2 separate regions of the Homo sapiens genome follow, and region 2 is linked to region 1. Evidence: chromatin loops called from intact Hi-C (ENCODE). Cell type or tissue: sigmoid colon. All regions are shown on one strand. Each heading gives the region's core, and the rest is flanking DNA. Links, peaks and the distances in the headings are about the cores only.

Region 1 (2,923 bases), core at 311-2,810:
ACTTTTAATAGTTCTAATTGCTCAACTATCTACTCTTGTGTGATCATAAAATCCTTTTAACATTCCACTTTTCCCCTCAAGAAAATGTATCCAGTTTCCGGGACGTGACCTTCAGCTTCATTGGAAAATACGCAGGCAGAGAATTCATTCAGGCTTTCGACTACTGCAGCCTCATCCGTCCCTGCCTTCCCACTCATCCGCTTAATGGCCCTATGGATGCCTGGCTAGGTTGTATGCTTTTACAGTATAAAAGAAGTTTGCCCTCCAATTTGGTAATTTCGGTACCTCTTTTTCTCCCCTGGGTCCTTTTTAGAGTTCCCTTTCAAGTATTGAGGATTTGATTTTCTATTCCTTTAAAAATTGTGGATCCTGATAAAGGAAGGGGGAGGCTTTTCTGTGCTACATCTTTCTAGAAGCTTTACTTTTCTACTTTGGTCTTGTAAAATGCTAAACAAATTTATCACTTATTAGTGGGAATGGTGTTTTGGGTGATACCGTGTTTATAAAAACCACTTCCCTGCTATTTACCCTGAACTTAATTCAGTGGCTTGTCTTTTTCTGAATTAATGATTATATGCTGTATTTTATTTTGTCTTCCTACACTTCCTTCTTGTCTCTAAACACCTCTAGCTTCTATTTGGGATTAAATCATATGCTTAATGAGATTTAATCACGGCTTCCTATACTCTCCTTTGAACCCTAAATATTATTTAATTCTAAACCTAGCATTCTTTCCTCCCTTTTCGGGTGATGTACACATTAAATTAGAAATCAGCTTTGCACCAGATCCAGCCTCACTTCCTCCACTTGATGTAATCCTGTGCTATGGCAAGATAATTAAAATCTTCCACTGTTACTACCCTGCCCTTTTCTTGCTCTGTCCATGCGTGTGTGTGTGTGTGTGTGTGTGTGTGATATTTGCAGTTCATTTCTGCCAAGACAGCCTATAACATTACTGTTATCACATTTTCAACCAATTTATAATACATTACTCCTGTCCTTCATCATAGCTTATTTCAGAAACCTATCATTCAGGAATTATCAAGTTTTCCCCACAAACAAAGAAGCATCTTTTTTTTGTTTTTGTTGATTCTCACAAATATGAGTACCTAATACAAGGTAGTCATTAAAAGGTTTATAAAAGCCTCGGAATTAATGTACTGACATTAACAAGGTTTTGTTAAGCAATAATTGACCACTTTATGTACGCAATTACACATGGTGGCTAGGAAATTATTATGATATATGCACCCGTCGCATGTGTGCTCATGACCTTATAAAATGGCCGCATATTTTAAAAAGAAGCAGAGCCCTGCATATAAAGGAAATTTTGAAAATCTAGGAGCAGTCTTTGGATTGTTTGCTGCCACTGCTTCTAGGCAACAGGCAAGAGATGTTTACAATCTGGGCTCTCCCCTGCCCCCACCTCTAGGAGCTTTTCATCTGCTGCTGCTGCTGCTGTTGATAGAACTACAAGACCCAGTGCCTCAGAGTGCCCCTCCTCCACCTCGCTTCAATCTCCTGGAGCCCAGCTGTTAAGGCCTATCTAGCTAATCACCCCCTTTACCACAAGGTTCTTTTGTGGAAGTTAATGTCATGTTCAGAGAGGACAGTGCTGCAGGGAGAGCAGAGGATTTGATTTCTCACTTTACCTGTGAGAAAAACAGCATGTGGAATAAGGTGCCTCTCTTGTCCTTGATGCTTGACTTCATTGTCACTCACCTTCTGCTGCCTTGGCGTAGCCCAGAGAAGTGGGATCTCGGTTCTCCAGCTGAGAGTTGAACTTAGAATAAAGACCTTTGACCCTGGCTTCACAAATAGTCTTTCTTAAAGAGGATGCTCACATTTTCCAAAAAGATAAAGAGAAAGGAACATGATTTTAATTTACTTTCTAAAAACACATGCAACCTTCACTTGTTTAAGAAATGGAGGGGGTAGAAATTTAAGAAAATGAAAATGATAGAAGAATATCCAATTCTGAAGCTAACTTATTTTTGGCCTTAGGAAACAAGCTTTAATTTTTTTTTTTTTATCTTGTGAAAGGCAAGAGGAAGGTATTTGCAAAAGGAAGGAAAGATATGTATTTGCGTATTGAGAGAAATAAAATTTGGGGACTGGGGCTGTTAGGCCAAGGTTACTGTTTCAGTTGCCAGGAAACCTATATATCTTGTTTTGATACTACCCAGAGATGGCTGAGGCTGACCAAGTAGAATGGCAGCTGAATTTTGAACATGTCAGCCCGGCAAAGTCTGAGTGACAGTCTTTAGGGATGTTGTAGAAGGCCTTAATTTCTCCACTTGAGGGGAGGATAGACTAGATCCTCTCTTAAGAGTGCTTTTAATCCAACTTTCTCTGATTAACGATGACCTCAGTGTATCATGCACAGTCAAATGGAGAGGTCTTCTAGTCTATTTATCATGAATCCAGACTCCAGGATCTGATGCTTTTGTTCTAACCCTGGCTCTATTGCTTTTCTTCAGTTTCTTTATCAGTAAAGTGGAGATGATACCTCATAGAGTTATTATATGATTTAATGAGATAATACTCATAAATCAGAACAGAGCTTGGAACACAGTAAGCACTTGAGAAGTGGTAGCTATTATAATTAACATCTTTTTGATGAATTAAAGGAAAGAATTGGTAATTAAAATTCATCTTCATGTTATTTCCTATATTACTATCACCTATATTACTATATTTCCAATATTACTATATTACTATACTATATTCCTATATTAGTAATATAGGAAATACTAACAAAATTTGGTTAGTATTTAATATTATTGGGCCAAACATTTTCCAAACTCTATCTATAAATTAGAAGTGAATCCAACTTAAAAATTATTCTTAAAAAAATGTGTTTAAATGTAGACATCTATGTTCCTTAATGAGATCAGGTTGGTAACTGCAATTCTTATGTCTG
Region 2 (2,923 bases), core at 216-2,715, 96 kb after region 1:
CTATGAAGCTGAGCTAAAACAAAATAATCAAATGGAAAATTTCCTTTTTTGCTTTTATAATGCATTAGCACAAGAATAAAAATATCTTATTAACTTGAATAATTATTAACCCTCCAGTTATTTTGTCTATAGATGTCAAATAACCGGTAATAATCAAACAGCTTATGCTTTAAAAAAATTACAAAACATGTATATTAATCAATGAGTCACAAAATACACCTGTTTCCTATTGCAATAGTAGCCCACTCTTGAAATAACACCTTCATTTAGGCATACACACACCACAGTTTCAAACTTGTTATCAACAATTTATCCTCCATAGTTGGTAATGTCTTGATATGGTCAAAGTCTATCTTTTGAAAATTCAAATACAAAATGGTTTAAAATGTCTTTTCAGCTTTTTTTTCTTATTAAAGAAACAAAACATTATATTTTCCTCACTTATCTGAACAATTAATATTGCATTACTCTAGAATAAACACTTAATTTTAATACAAAACTTGTACTCTGCTTGATAACACCAATTTAAATAATCTTAAGTTTTTTCTTTCCTACTCTATAACTTACCTTAGCCACTGTTTTGCTCTTAGAAAAAAAATTATTCAAAAGTATTCATAATTCTGTATCTTATAACTATTTCCACTAGAGTATACTTTAATAGTAGGATAGCATGTGTCCACAAATATTTTATTTGAGGCAGCAGTGAAGAGGTTAATTTACAGCTGCATTTATGAACGAGTTTTATTTATATTTGACGTGCCGTACAATATTTATGTTTCAATTCATAAACTATGTTTTCCCAAGTGGCAAGAAGTGAAATGTTAATTACATACTATTCTAAAATAGACTGAAAGACAAAAGTTTTTGTTTAAGTAAAGTTTGAAATTAAAAAATAGGGCAGTGAGTTAAAAATCTGATTTATTCTTTGGAACTACCAGATGGAATAGTAAAAGAGGATTTTGGGAGGAGAGAGAGAAGAGTAGAGAAGAGAGACAGAGATTGAGATGGATTTTGAAATTGGCCAAGCATCATATCACCGATTTTTTACATTCTGGCATAATAGTACTTCGAGGGTCTGAAGAACCACACCGGTCCGTTTTCCCTTACTTTAAAGATCTAAATGGTATTTTTTTTTAAAGTCTTCCTGGGTACACCAGGAAATTTATTTAAAACCATGCCATTGGGTACGAACTAAGAGCATTCTTCAAACAAACATGACCTTTTCTCTGTTTCTTGTATTGCTCTTCTCAACCCAGCCAGAAATCCCAGACAAGTTTATTTACACACACACCCGCACACGCACGCACACACACACCCCACACGCAGAGTGGCGGAAACGCCCTCTTTCCAACCCTTCCAAACAATTATCTCCGAGAGCAAAAGAAAATAATCAACAGCCCTGTGTGCTGGGCTGAGCCGGAGAGCCGGGCGCGAGGAGGGAGGGCGATCCGCAGGCGAGCAGGGAAAACGTGGCTCCTCTGCCGAGGAGAGGATTTGTGAAAAGGAGCGCTGGCCCGCGTGCGCCTCTTGTTCCCCGTGTAATTTGCAGCCAATCATCAGTAGGTGTCCACGTCCCTGCGTCCTCCTCACCTCGGCGCCAATCACCCCCACCCCCGCGCCCCCGCCCCCAGCCTCCACACCTCCTCCCTCGCCTTTCTCTGTGGCTCCCCTCCCCCAGCAACCGCACACTCGCACACACACAAACAGAGAGAGAAGGGGGGAGGGTGAGAGAGAGGGGAAGAGAGAGAGAGAGAGAGAGGGGAGAGAGAGAGGAGAGACTCCCCGGCTCCCTCCCTCCCTCGCACACAGCGACTGGAGACGGACGGAGAGCAACGCGCTGGGAGAGGAGAGACCACCGACAACAGACCCGCGCTCTCACACATACACTCACACTCGACTCTTTCCTCTCCCCCCACCTCCTCCTCCTTCCACCCCCACCACTAACACCATCTCCTCCTCCTTCTCTCTGCAACAAGAAAAAAAAGCCATTTACAGGTATTTTTTTTGATCCGCATATTTATTTACCCCCCCCCCCCCAACAGTTTGTTTACAAGTATTAAAGTTGTAATTGGGAGCTGCCAAGACACATCTGGATTTGTGTTTCTTTGTGTTAGGGGGTGATGTGCAACTAATTAAAGGCAGACTGGCAGCGTCTGCAAATTCTAAGGCTCCCCAAATAAAAAGAGACTGGTAAGTGATTGTTCTTTCTCTTTCTCTGGCTTTTTTTTCTCTTAAATGTTTGCTGTCCGTTGGGATTGTGAAAGTAGATTATTAATGCTGGACTCCAGCAAGAAAAAGCGTCGCTGTATTAATTTATTAATTAGTCTGCACCCGCCCCTCCTCCTGAATGTTAAATATGACCTTTGATCTCTATGTCTCTGGTAGACCAGACATACAGTATTAGGCATGTAAAGTCACATTGTTTAAAGGCAAAACAGGATCATGAAGTATGGATCTCTAATTTAGCTTTGGCATAGAACTATAGTTATTTGTGTGTGTTTTATTTTGTTTTTAAATAAAATCCAAACAATAGCTGTGGCTTAGATACCTTTTTCATGCTCCAGAGATGCATTGATTAAACAATAATGACCTGGATACTGGGCATAATCATTTTCTACAGTTTCTGGTGGTATTAAACCTTGAGGTAGGAAGAGGGATGGTGATGGCAATCAGAAAAGCAAGGAAAGCTTGTGTTTGGAAACACCACTCTAAGACTCTAAAAAAGGGACGTTAAATTATTTATTTATTTGGAACAAGGTCAAAAGACTAAAAGGTTGAAAATTTTCCCTCCACTCAATGTGATGATATCTAATGCATGGTTGACATAACTAGTTTTTACTGAGTAGCAGTTATTATGGTCTTGCAGTTACAATGTGATTCGCAGAAACTGAAGCTATATGCATATTCTTGCTGTGTCTTCCCT

What was found. A loop is a pair of places that touch in the nucleus more often than their neighbours do. Peaks named below come from ENCODE experiments on the same cell type or tissue, not always from the same donor. Only the 100,000 strongest peaks of a DNase experiment are listed, where the experiment ranks them.
Region 2: a loop joins it to region 1, with 2.8 times the contacts of the local background. A loop is called at or near these places in 3 of 110 quality-filtered maps.

What each region holds. Positions count from the first base shown.
Region 1 is chr4:104,590,343-104,593,265 of GRCh38, reverse strand. The region is part of intron 1 of CXXC4-AS1 (CXXC4 antisense RNA 1); the gene reads right to left. The region is part of intron 1 of LOC124900745 (a long non-coding RNA gene); the gene reads left to right. Among named protein-coding and RNA genes, the nearest start is that of CXXC4, 97 kb to the right of the region's middle. RefSeq lists enhancers at 1,430-1,489, 1,247-1,828. In sigmoid colon, for the core only: no CTCF peak of the experiment used is centred there; a DNase peak (open chromatin) is centred at 1,435; H3K4me3 peaks cover 471 bases; H3K27ac peaks cover 251 bases.
Region 2 is chr4:104,493,773-104,496,695 of GRCh38, reverse strand. CXXC4 (CXXC finger protein 4) reads left to right here and starts at 1,802. Exons shown (of 3, transcript NM_025212.4): 1 at 1,802-1,995. The region is part of intron 1 of CXXC4-AS1 (CXXC4 antisense RNA 1); the gene reads right to left. In sigmoid colon, for the core only: no CTCF peak of the experiment used is centred there; a DNase peak (open chromatin) is centred at 1,595; H3K4me3 peaks cover 2,067 bases; H3K27ac peaks cover 829 bases.